2 separate regions of the Homo sapiens genome follow, and region 2 is linked to region 1. Evidence: chromatin loops called from intact Hi-C (ENCODE). Cell type or tissue: endothelial cell of umbilical vein. All regions are shown on one strand. Each heading gives the region's core, and the rest is flanking DNA. Links, peaks and the distances in the headings are about the cores only.

What was found. Hi-C counts contacts between places; a loop is a spot of excess contacts. Peaks named below come from ENCODE experiments on the same cell type or tissue, not always from the same donor. Only the 100,000 strongest peaks of a DNase experiment are listed, where the experiment ranks them.
Region 2: it touches region 1 in a loop (7-fold over the local background); 1 of 110 quality-filtered maps calls a loop at or near these places.

What each region holds. Positions count from the first base shown.
Region 1 is chr2:40,329,194-40,335,660 of GRCh38, forward strand. All of the region lies in intron 2 of SLC8A1 (solute carrier family 8 member A1), which reads right to left. Among named protein-coding and RNA genes, the nearest start is that of SLC8A1, 120 kb to the right of the region's middle. In endothelial cell of umbilical vein, for the core only: no CTCF peak of the experiment used is centred there; a DNase peak (open chromatin) is centred at 3,408; H3K27ac peaks cover 267 bases.
Region 2 is chr2:40,399,707-40,406,173 of GRCh38, forward strand. All of the region lies in intron 2 of SLC8A1 (solute carrier family 8 member A1), which reads right to left. It also overlaps the pseudogene LOC124905995. Among named protein-coding and RNA genes, the nearest start is that of SLC8A1, 49 kb to the right of the region's middle. RefSeq lists an enhancer at 2,223-2,517. In endothelial cell of umbilical vein, for the core only: no CTCF peak of the experiment used is centred there; a DNase peak (open chromatin) is centred at 2,365; H3K27ac peaks cover 1,512 bases.

The DNA.
Region 1 (6,467 bases), core at 2,330-4,829:
ATTCTCTGGCCCATTGAAACCTTACGCAACCGTTAGGTCCAACCAAATGTTATCAGTTCCAACAATCCTTCCCAGACCTCTGTCTCCACAATCTGAAGTACTATTAACTTCCTGTATTTTACAGCACTGAATGGTTAATTTTCTTGCTGCCTGTGCAACTACAATGTTCCCTTTCTGGAGGCCAAGTTAATAAATTCAATACATCCAAGTGTGTTTAAATTTTTTAATCTCTTTGGCCAAGGGCTGAACTTCCTCTTGCTGTTTGTTAAATGGCTATTGGAAGATCTCTTGCTAAACCTGAAAGTATTTAAGATGTTCAACAGAATCCTCATTCACAGATGTGAGGAAGAATAAGAGATGGAAAGAGAAAAGGATTTAAGTTACTAATGATTTTTCTTTCCAATCAGCCCTATGACGTATCTTCAAAACCAGGCCAAGAATTCTCATCACTTGTCATGACGAGTCCCTTAGCAAGGATAGGGTGCTGCACATTCAAGTTCTTGTTTTAGGCTCTTGCTCCCATCCCAGGCCCTTGCTTAGGTTTAAAGTGAGAGCTTTAAGCAGGGAAGACTCCCAGGTTGCAAGTATTCCTCAATCCCATCCCACTGCATGTGATGCTGACTGGAGTCCTGGCACGCTGTCACAGATCCTAGCATAAAAATAACCTGAGGTAGGATAGAGGGGAAAGAGAGGAAGGGAATTTATGACCAACCCTCCAGCTTTATTTATCACTTACCCTGGGAAAGTACTATGTAATAAAAAGGGGGGGAAAAACAAGACAGCCAAGCTATTTAAAGAGCAGGAGCTGAAACTTCAGAAGCATAAACTAATGTTTCTAACTAAAAACGGGTGTGGAGCTTAAAACTTTTCAAAAAGTAGATGCTAGATGCATATCTTAATAAAAATGAATTTTAAATAATATTTTTGAATGGACTATCCTACGCTATTTATTAGGACTAATGGTTATTCCCAAGACCCGTTCTAACTTCTGATCATTAGAAGGTACCATATTTTTCCATTTGCATAGTAGAGGCAGGATGATAGTATATGTTTTTGTCTGAAGTGAGACTATTAAAGGAAACACATTAAAATGATGAGGATAAATGGTCATGTGTCATCAAGGCCAGTCCTTCCTGCCATTCTTTAAGCTGAATTCCCATAAAATTTAGTTTTACCTCTTTGAAAACTATGTGTGTTGTTGGACTAAACGTAAGAAAAGAACAAAACCAACCAGTGAATAATAAAGGCAATGTCTAAGGCTGACTACATTTGGTATATTAAAATAAAGTAGAAAACTGGAAATACAAGAGTAGTATTCCTTTATGTTTTCTAATTAGTCATTTCTGATGTTTTCCCTGAATTTACACATCAGTCCATTATTCCAAGCAGGGACACACACACACCCATCAATAAATTACTATTATAAAGAGAGGTAATTGTCTATATACAAAATAAATATACTACTAGTTGCTTATAGTTGCAAAGGTAAATGTGGAAATTCTCTTCATTTTACCAATTACCAGCTCATAAAGGAAAAATAAAGTTAAAATATATTCTCTTTTTGCACAGACTGCTAAATAATTGACTGATCATGATTAATCAAGTAAATTGAGGCATTCTGGAAAAATGACAAATGGCAAGATTTACTGCCTCTGGAATCTACGGCATTTGCTAAATATAACTTGCTTGTAACTACAGATAAATATCTAATCTAATACAATCGAGTTACCTGCAAACCAGAGCCACATACAAAATTGAATGAATAAAAACGTCTCAAAAGACAATAAATACTTTCTTTCTTCCAAATGAAATAAAATCTTATGATAGGTTTTGAGGAGTACACGTAGATGCTAGGAGCATCAGCTTTGCAGGCCTGCAGACAAGGGTTCAAATCTTGGCTCTAAGCCTCTGATTCCTACCTAGGAAAATGAGGGTGATATTATCTATGGTATGAGATTGTTATAAGAATTTATTGAGATAATTCAGTAATTGCCATATAGTGTGCTAAGCTTAGTGTCTGGCACATAATACATTATCAATAAATGTGTCTTATCATTACTATTGTCATTATTTATTACCACTAGTGAGAGGCTAGAAAGTGAAAAGTCTAACCAATGCTTTTAACTTCATTTTCTACAGAATATTCATAGAATATTCATAGAATCATAAAACACACACACATAATGCCTACTATATTTGGTACTTGTCTGTATTCACTTCTATGACCCACTTTAATGTATATGCAACCCTACAGTAAAGAACACTCCCGGGAGAATAAAAAAGTGCCCTTTATATTAGCAAAATTTTATGTGAGTTAACTGCATAAAATAGGATGAGTTTTGTACTAAAACTCATCAATTATTTTTCATTAGGGTGGCTTTTTATTTATTTATTTTATTTTATGTTTATTTTTTTTTTGAGACGGAGTCTCGCTCTGTCGCCCAGGCTAGGGTGCAATGGTGCGATCTCGGCTCACTGCAACCTCTGCCTCCCGGGTTCAAGCGATTCTCCTGCCTTAGCCTACCGAGTAGCTGGGATTACAGGCGGCCACCACTGTGCCCATCTAATTTTTGTATTTTTAGTAGAGACAGGGTTTTGCCAGTTGGCCAGGCTGGTTTTGAACTCCTGACCTCAGGTGATCCATCAGCCTTGGCCTCCCAAAGTGCTGGGATTACAGGCGTGAGCCACCGTGACCGGCCTAGGATGGCTTTTCTAAATATTTTCGTCTATGATAATTTTTCTCTCCATGTATTTATTTATTTTCAGACAGTTTGAGGTTACAGTGAGCTATGATCGCACTGTCTGGAGTGCAGTGGTGTGATCACAGTTCACTGTAACCTCAAACTCCTTGGCTCAAGTGATCCTCCCACCTCAGCCTCCCTAAGTGTTGGGACTATAGGCATCAGCCATAGTGCCTGGCAGTGAGTTTTCTAAACAGAGATTTACTAAAAGGCTTGTGTAGTGACTTGGCAACACCGTAAGTATTTTATTTCTAAACTTTGAATGCCTTTCTAAATGTCACAGGCTAGGTCTACGTAATTCCCTTTACAGCACCACATGCAATTGGCTGTTTAGAAAATGCTTTTTGAGGATGGTGAAGAGCTCTGTTTTTCATTAAGTGGCTTTGAACTTTGAGACTGCAAGTCCTGACTCTGGATTTACCCTTTACTTCACTACATAATTCAATTCAAACAGTCAAATGATATCCTCTTTCTGCAACATGTGTGTGGGGGGAGGACGGGGGCGGGGGGCGGTGTTTCCCCTTACTTATGTATCTTTATCCCGTGAGTTCATTTTAATGAAAGAACTCCAGTCTTCCCTCAACTTCCTTATTCTGACCTTGTGCTCTAGTACTAAGTAGTGACGCCAGGGAGAAAAAAGGCTGGTGAGCCAAAAATGGCTTAGGAACATAATTCTCTACCAAGCTGCAGAAAATAAATGACAGGGTTGGCTGAAATCCAAAGGTCAAATATATACAGGCTTTCTTATGGGAAAGGAATGTCAAACCTGTTTAAAAATCCTGTGAAGTGAGTTTATAATCCCTGACTACCAAAATTAACCATCCAGCTGAATCATTTTAATATTTCCGTGAATAAAGTAGATTGATTAGCTTTTCCAGAGTTATGTGTTATCAGATAAACAAACCAATATATTTTAAATAAATCCTTTTGACCCAAATGGCATGGTGGAGCACAAAATGCTTAAAAGATGCCCTCTGGACCTCCTAAGGTTTTTCATAGGAAAAGTAAATTAGCTAGACTATTTTCCTTTCTGCACAATGCAATACAAGCTGAAATAAAAATGTAGCTTTCTCTTCCTTAGTCTTCTTTTTTAATGCTTCTGAATTATGTTAGAATTTTAGAGCTTCCAACTGGATTAAAAATTGATTCAGCAGAATGGTAAATTACGAAAAAAAATCTCTTAACGAAAATACTTGTTGCACTCAGTTAAAACTGTCTTTTAGGCCGGGTGCGGTGGCTCACGCCTATAATCCCAGCACTTTGGGAGGCCAAGGCGGGCGGATCACGACGTCAGGAGATCGAGACCATCCTGGCTAACACGGTGAAACTTCGTCTCTACTAAAAATACGAAAAATTTGCCAGGTGTGGTGGCATGTGCCTGTAGTCCCAGTTACTCGGGAGGTTGAGGCAGGAGAATCCCTTGAACCCGGGAGGTGGAGGTTGCAGTGGGCCGAGATCGCACCACTGCACTCCAGCCTGGGCAAGAGAGCGAGACTCCGTCTCAAAAAAAAAAAAAAAAGAAAAGAAAAAAAAAAAGAAAAAAGTGTCTTTTATTCCCAAGCTAGCATAAGAATGTTGAGGTAACCAATGTTATTGGGGAAAAATCTGAATTCTATTCATTTTATTCAAGACCTAGGTATCCCATTGAGCTTATTCTACTTTGTGGTAGAAAATATATATATTTTTCTAACTCTCATATCTTCTTAATAGTATAAACAAGAATAAATAAAACAATTTCAATTTTAAGAGTCTCCTTATCATTATTGTAGCATACCATCACTTGTCCCCTATTAGTTTGGAGTCAGTAATCATCACACAAAAAATATCAATATGGGCTGGGCGCAGTAGCTCACGCCAGTAATCCCAGCACTTTGGGAGCTAAGGCGGGTGGATCTCTTGAGGTCAGGGGTTTGAGACCAGCCGGACCAACATGGTGAAACCCTGTTTGTACTAAAAATACAAAATTAGCCGGACATGGTGGTGCACACCTGTAATCTCAGCTACTTGGGAGGCTGAGGCAGGCGAATCACTTGAACCTGGGTGACAGAGGTTGCAGTGAGCCGAGATGGCACCATTGCATTCAGCCTGGGCAACAAGAGAGAAACTCCATCTCAAAAACAACAACAACAAAAAAACAATCAATATGCATTATCATGTATATCCATTTTGTTGCAACATCATCAACATATCTATAGAAACATAAGTGTTAGAATTAGCTAAAAGGAGCCTTAGAGACTATCCACCTGCCTTGTTTCTGAAGTAAATAAAATGAGGTTTAGAGAAGTTAGTGATTTTCTCTGCATTCCAGTCCAATGTGATGTTATCAATGGAGGAAAGAAAAAGTACCATGTACTGAATATTGTATTAGGCTTTTGATGACTTTTAGCCCAGTCAAATACTCAACGATTTAATACCAAAGGCATAACCATTTCAGTTTTATATAGACATGACTTAAGTGTAGTTTAAGGCCATATATCTGGACAATGACAATATTTTTTACAGCCAATGCATATTTTTGAAATCACACTAGAAAATGAAATGTATTAATACAATTTGGATAATATATATGTGCATTAAAATTCTTAAAAGCTTATTTTATTGGTACCAGTAATAAAATCATTATCTGTGATTCTACCCTGGAGAAGGAAGAAGGGTATGTCCTGCAATGCACTAAAAGGGCAGGAATCATGCCCTTAAAATGTCCTGAAAACATTTTTTTCAGCCATAAATATGAATAACCAAAGTTGAGGGTTACGCACTAATGGCAAAATTATCAGATCATTGATCAAATGACGTGCTATTTTCAGGCAGGCAATACCATAATAGCAAAGCAAAGAGAAATCTAATTTGCATCTGGGACATTTAAAATAAATATATTAAAGAAGAACTGTTGAGCCAGTCCCTCGGCCATACTGCTCTCATTCTCAGCCTAAAACTAGTCCCTCAGCCTTTAGGGGGTGAGGGGGCAGCAGTAGGCTTCATGTCACCTACCACTGTCCTTGTCTTCCCCCTAACCTGTACCAAGGCCTTCAGTAAATTCGGTCATCCCTGCTTTAGCCAAAAAGCCAAAAACTCTACTGATATCAACTCATGGATCTCATTCTCCAAAGAGGTCATTAGTGCTCCCATTTTGTAAACAGTCATATTGTGAATCCCAAATGAATTTCCTGCTAAGATAAATAGATATAGGGAAATAGTTTTGGATATGGATATGATATAGATATACAATATCCGTATATTATTTTCCTACAATTATCATACTACAACTGGCTTTCTTTTCTATCATTTTAGAAATTTAAATAATGTAAAGACAAAGCAAATAGATGTATGCCCATAAAGTTTAGCAATGTGCTCATATATTTTTCTAATTTCCTAGAATATCAAAATATGAAGAAGCACTGAAAGAAGAAACATCTACCATATATTGATGTATTTCAAATTCAGATATGGCTTCATCTGGAAAGCACACTCCCTGTAATTAAGCAAAAGTGGTTAGTCTATAACCATAATTAAATTTATATTGTGTTGTCAAGTTAAAACTGTGAATACTGTGTACAACCAGGAAAACTGGATGGGAATGACTGACTTAATAAACTAACTTCTTTTAAGAAATACAATGAACATAGCTTCCTTTCCCTTAATTGTATTTTTAAAAATCATGTGAATAATACAAAAATATCTATGCTACAATATGACAGCCCTAAAAGAACAGAAATGGGTGTTTTC
Region 2 (6,467 bases), core at 1,373-3,872, 70 kb after region 1:
GAAAAAAAGTCACTGATGAATAAGTGAAACCATCTTAAGTTGCTGAAACTGACATAATGAAAACCACCATCTTTCTAAATTCCTTAGCCAATTAACTAAGGGAGGGGACCACCCCTCATATTGCCTTATGCCCAATTCCTGCCTCCAAAGAAAGAAAAAGTAAAAACTAAAAGGCAGAAATGAAATCCACAAGCAGACCGCCCGGCGCCACACCCTGGGCCTGGTCGTTAAAGATCGACCCCTGACCTAATCGGTTATTTTACCTATAGATTACAGACATTGTATAGAAAAGCACTGTGAAAATCCCTATCCTGTTTTGTTCTGATCTAATTAACAGTGCATGCAGCCCCCAGTCACGTACCCGCTGCTTGCTCAATCGATCACGACCCTCTCGCGTGCACCCCCTTAGAGTTGTGAGCCCTTAAAAGGGACAGGAATTGCTCACTCGGTGAGCTCGGCTCTTGAGACAGGAGTCTTGCCGATGCCCCCGGCCGAATAAACCCCTTCCTTCTTTAACTTGGTGTCTGAGGAGTTTTGTCTGCGGCTTGTCCTGCTACGTAACAACTTGTATCATTCATCACTACATTTATTTCCATTAACCTATCCTAGAACCAAAAGATCCTAGAACCGAAAGATGAGGGTACATAATTGAAGGGAAGACTCACCCAGGAAAGAAAAAGAAAAGGAGTCAGACTGGGCTATCTGAGAATTCACAAAGGAACTAGAAGCTGTGTAGTCAAAATGTTCCTGGCAACGTGGCAAATGTATTTCAAATCAAACCATGCATTCACTAGACTCTTCTTTTCTAATCTTTTGTTTTCTCTTGGCCTGAGTCAAAGTCCTTTGTAAAACTTTCATGGATCACATGAGGAGGAAAGGGGAGAAGGAGAAGCAGGCAGACAGGGAGGAAATGAGAGGGTGTTCCTGCTGGCAAACTCAGTGGGGAATGAACTACCTCCTTCAGAGGGAAAATGAGGTGGGAGGGACAGAGAGCCACGGAAAGAAAGGTACCAGTTCCCTTGCAAGATGGGGGTAGGAGAGGGCTCTTCTCAGAAAACTAGAAGAGATTTTGGTGATGATGTCAGAATTGGAGCATCTGCCTTCTAAGGACTTTGTCTGCCAACTGGCATAGGGAGCACTGCCCAGAGAGCCAGTTCTCCGTGTAATAAGCAAAGGCAGGAAATGGGCAGGGAGCAGTAAACTCAGTGGGAAAAGCCACATTTGAAAAACTTGGGAGAGAGGAGGAGAAAAAGGAAGCCACACAGAATTTTGGTGCCACGAGGAGGAGGACATCTGTATCTTGTATTTGCATGGTGTTTTACAGTTTAGAAAACACAGACACCATCATAGGTCACTGTGAGGTGGGCACATTTATTACTATTTTCCAGTTGCAGAAATCATCACCCAGAAATAAGGGAAAAACCTGATTGCAAGTCTTCTTATATGGGTCTGTTCTTTCTACTACATCTAAGACATTTCTCTGTGGCATGCCTGCACTTTGCAGTGTTATCTTCCAAACACCATCTACTTTCAGAACCCTACACTTCGGAGAAACTGTACTTGTACCATTCTTCAAACACGCTACAAGTTTTCCTGCCTCTATGTATTTGTTCATACTATTTCTTCCCCTTAAACTTCTTTACCCAACTTGGACTGTTAGAATGTTGCCCAAACCTTTCAAGGTCTAAATCTCCATGTTACCTGTTTTTCTTCTATGCTATTTTTTTTAACATGATTCTTTGTATTACAGATATTTACAAACATTTCTTCTCCCATACTAAATTTAACTTTGTATTCATTTTACTGCCTAGTAAAGCTCCTTGCATAGTAAGGAAACTAGTTTTGAATTAATAGGCCAGTCAAAAAAAAAAAAAAAAAAAAAAAGAAAGAAAAGAAAGCTTTGTGAGTTCTTAATATGTATTTTTTGTCACATTAAGTGAAAAAAAAAAAAAAGTTCCCCAAAGTCATGAAACCAAAGCAGATTCTATTTACATTTAGTGTAAGATTTTGCTAACTGAATACTATATCCCAAGTTTATGGGGAACTATCTATACTTACTTTTATATATTGATCTTACATTTTGGGTGTGTGGTTATGAGGTTAATTCATTAAAATGAGTAAAGGCTCTTAATGATTCTTTCTTGACTTTATGGGTCATGTGTCTAAGTACAGAAGTTAGTACACATAAAAAACTGTAATTGGGTACTAAAAAATACATATACAGATTGCCCCATATCTAATTTTCTAACTTTAAGTGTATAATTGTCAGAGGCATTTGAAGCAGAGCAACTCCATCCATGAATAAGGGCTGGGTAAAGTAAGGCTGAGACCTACAGAGCTGCATTCTCAAGTGGTGAGGCATTCTTAGTCACAGGACGCGATACAGGTCAAAGGCCTTGCTGGTGAAAGGATGTGGTAAAGAAGCTGGTCAAAACCCACCAAAACCAAGATGGTGGCGAAAGTGACTTCTGGTCTTCCTCACTGCTGATTATATGCTAATTATAATGTATTGGCATGCTAAAAGACACTCCCACCAGCACCATGACAGTTTACAAATGCCATGGCAACATCAGGAAGTTAACATGTATGGTCTAAACAGGGAGAACCCTCAGTTCCAAGAATTGCCCACCCCTTTGCCAAAAACTCAGGAATAATTCACCCCTTGGCATATGATTAAGAAGTAACTGTAAGTATAATCAGTTGAGCAGCCCATGCTGCTGCTCTGAGTAGAGAGTAGCCATTCTTTTATTCCTTTACTTTCTTAATAAACTTGCTTTCACTTTATGTATTTGCCCCGAATTCTTTCTTGCACAAGGTCCAAGAACCCTCTCTTGGGGTCTGGATTAGGACCCCTTTCCAGTAACACAACTGTAGGCTTTTATTGATTGAAACATAGGTGATAAACAGAACTTCAAATTTCCTTTGATTTTCTGTCATGGCCTGGATTAATCGCCACATTTTCCCTAATTATGGCCATCATCTTTTCCAGTGCAAAAGAAAAACTCTTCACCACGTCTTTCTGCAGAGTTTCCACCCAATCTTGTTTTCCATCACAGGAAAGTAAAAGGAAAGCTTGCAAGTGTCTGTAGTCATCATTCAACTACTCAACTTGACTAGACCATCATCACCTACTCCTTTAACTTTGTGCTCAGTAAACTGTCTCTCTCAGATGAAAGTCATTGCTATTAGCTACCAACACAATTGTGCCATTTGATTTTTTATTTGTGACTTACTGTTCCAGAGCTGATCCACAGTTAACGAAAATTAAAGCCACAAATTTTTCCCCTAATTAGACATTTGTGCCTTCCATAATGACACTTACATACAAATGACACTCAAATGTATAAGATGTAGGCTATATGCACAATACACATAACGAACACCACATGAAACAATTTTGGAATTTAAATTTAGATTAAATTGGTATTTAAAGTTAATCCTCATTGAATATGAAACATTAAAAAGGCAAGCTTAAAAATACCAAGCAATTTGGCATTATTCAGTACAGCATGTCAATTCACCTTATTCAAAAGCAAACCTTTTGCAAAGCAAAAATTCTCCCATTAAACCCAGGCATTAAGAAGAAATAAACTCTTAATTACTTAAGGAGGAAATGCTCTCGTTTCATGGTTAGCAGGTTATCAATGTAAACAATCCAGGGAGCTTTCTCAATGGCTCCTGTTTCAAGAGTCCCAGCCTCTATTCCCCATTCCCCATCCGCCACCCTCTTTCTACACAACAGGAGCTAATGTCTTTATGCGTACCAAAAAAGACACTACTGACCACAATGGGAGAGCTTAGGTATTTGCCCACACTTTCCCTGCAGGAGTAAATTCAGTAGAACCCTATAATTCTGAAACAGTCAAGTCATGGACCATCTGACTCATTAAATATTCCAGGCAGCCTTGTCAGTAGTCTGGAAGACCTTGCAGTTATAATTTCTTCCCTCTGTCATTCCTCTATTAATACTCAGCTAACTTGAATTTCAACATGAGCTTTAGACTAGCTGAAGAACATTTATTGTGCAAGATTCATAAGGTACAGAACCTATTCATAGAAAGCATTTTGGCATCCAAAATATGTGTAACTAATAATGAATAATAATAGCATTGTCTCCGAAGGCAAGAGCACAAAAATACAGCTATGAAGCAAAAATAAACTCCTGACAGTGCCATATGTACCCTAAAGGAAATAAGTAAAAAGCTTTTTTTCTGAATATTAGTTGTCACTATTTCATTTGATTATTTCAAAATGTAACTTTTCATTAACTTAGGTTTATCATGGATTTGCAGATACACTGGTATCTAATAGAGAATATTAACCTTAGACTATCAAGATAAAGCAAATCCATGAATTTCAGCATTTTTTTTTAAGACATATGGTCTCACTATGTTGACCAGGTTGGTTTTGAGATTCTGGGCTCAAGTGATCCTCTACCTCAGCCTCCAAAGTACTGAGGATTACAGGCTTCAGCCACTGCACCCAGCCTAGCATAATTCTCTATAGCTTTTACACTTGTCCAACTTTAATGGAAGAAAGGCTTCTTTGTACACAAATCTGACAACATATCTTTTTTTCTTTAGTTGTGTATGCCTATGATGGTCAAACTTTGGACTATTAACATTTTTATTCTCAGTTGCAAACACTAAGAACCATTCTACATTTCCTCTGTAATGCAACAATTTTGCTGATGCCTTCAGTAATTATGACAATACATTTTTTGCAATAGATATGGTAATTTGAAAAGAACACATTTAAATATATGGTTTTATGCAACAGCTATCAAATATGTAAAATTCAATATCCCAAGAGTTTGTGCATGTTGAGGAAAGAAATCCAAGAAATATTTAATTAAACTAATGAATCATCATTTTCTCACTGGTCTTCCATGTGCTGTATTTATTAAGAGAGAGAATATGGGCTCTAAAGACCATTGGTCTGACTTAGGGTGCCATTTCTCGCATTTTCATGATCTGAAAGTAAAACTAGAGCATTTCGGCAGTTTCAAGTTGGCACGAGTGCGTTGCTTCCTAGCTTGAAATGCATAATTAACCAGAAAGCTAGTTGTTGAGCAGTTAAACAGGCTGTCCAAAAAGGCCCCCATTGCTGTTCAAATGAATGCTGAAAAGTAGGGTGCCACAGTGATTTTTTTGTTTTATAGACAAGCTACATACAAGCAATTGACAAAGACTAATTTTCCTTTCTTTTCAAAGCCCATGAAAGCTTGTGGGTAATAGCAATTATTTCTATTTGTCAAATACTTGTATCCAGAAGTGGATTTATAATCCCACGAAAATTCTGTAATTTACTGAACCACTGAGCAGGTCCATGCTACTCCCCCTCCCCAGCCCCATAGGATGTAATTCATTTCAACAGAGGATTGGAGACAATGATGTAAATGAAGCAGTCCTCACAAGGCAGAAGGGGAAAAGTGTCAGGGGAACATACTTCTTAATTCCCATAAGAAATACCCCAATTACTGGACAGAGTGCCAAATTTCAGAACATAAATGAATCCCATTCTTATTACCGAGTGGAGAAGATGCTAGGGCAAGAATAGTGGCTTAGAGTTAGAAGGAGACATACACCTACAATTGCTAAAGCAATTTCTGCAAGAAAAATTTAAATAAATATGGGAAACATTATGGATCAAATCCAAGGAAGGTCTTAAATATATAGTGCTCAAGAAAAGTGCATGAATGTTTCCATACCTCAAATATGGTATTTTAAAAGAGCTTGCCTTTAAAATACAATGGATGTGTCATGATCTAACAGTTGTCCGCTTTTCCAGCACATCCGACTAACTAGAATTCTTGGGAGATCCCATGCCACAATTCATTTTCCAATTTCTAACAAAGACAATGCACTTCACATTTTTACTTTTGCATTCCAGCACTTACTTGCATGGTGGTTTATGGTTGGTTTGTGTGTGTTTCTTTTTTAGAAATGTTAGAATGGGAAAAATGAGGTAATTCTTCAACTGACTCAGTCTTTAATGATTTTAATGAGTTCCAGTGTTTATGCTTGAGCTAACAGGTGCCTTATTTTTTTCCTTGGCTATTCTTTCTTCCCTTGTCCTCCTATTCCGGGCAATCCATGCAACACTCCAGCTGTAAATTATTCTGATGGTATGAATAAGCTTTGACCTGAAATCAGGTTAGTAACTAACTGAAATCTAACTTACATTTCCATAAATTTGCTGTTTTGAAAATGATTAGCATGACTTTGAAAAATCTGTTAGCTGAATCTTCAAAGACTACTATAATCTTCACAAAATCATTTTATGTAATATGTCTTCCATCACTGTATTCTATACATACAACATCCTCTTTCTATAGCACTGAACTCCCAAATTGTTTCCACTAGTGGAAAAATGCAGTTAATATTGGATTCATTTGTTGTCAGTCACCTTTATAAAATATACACACATTCAAATGCACATGGACACAGGCTCCGCGTTTTAAATTC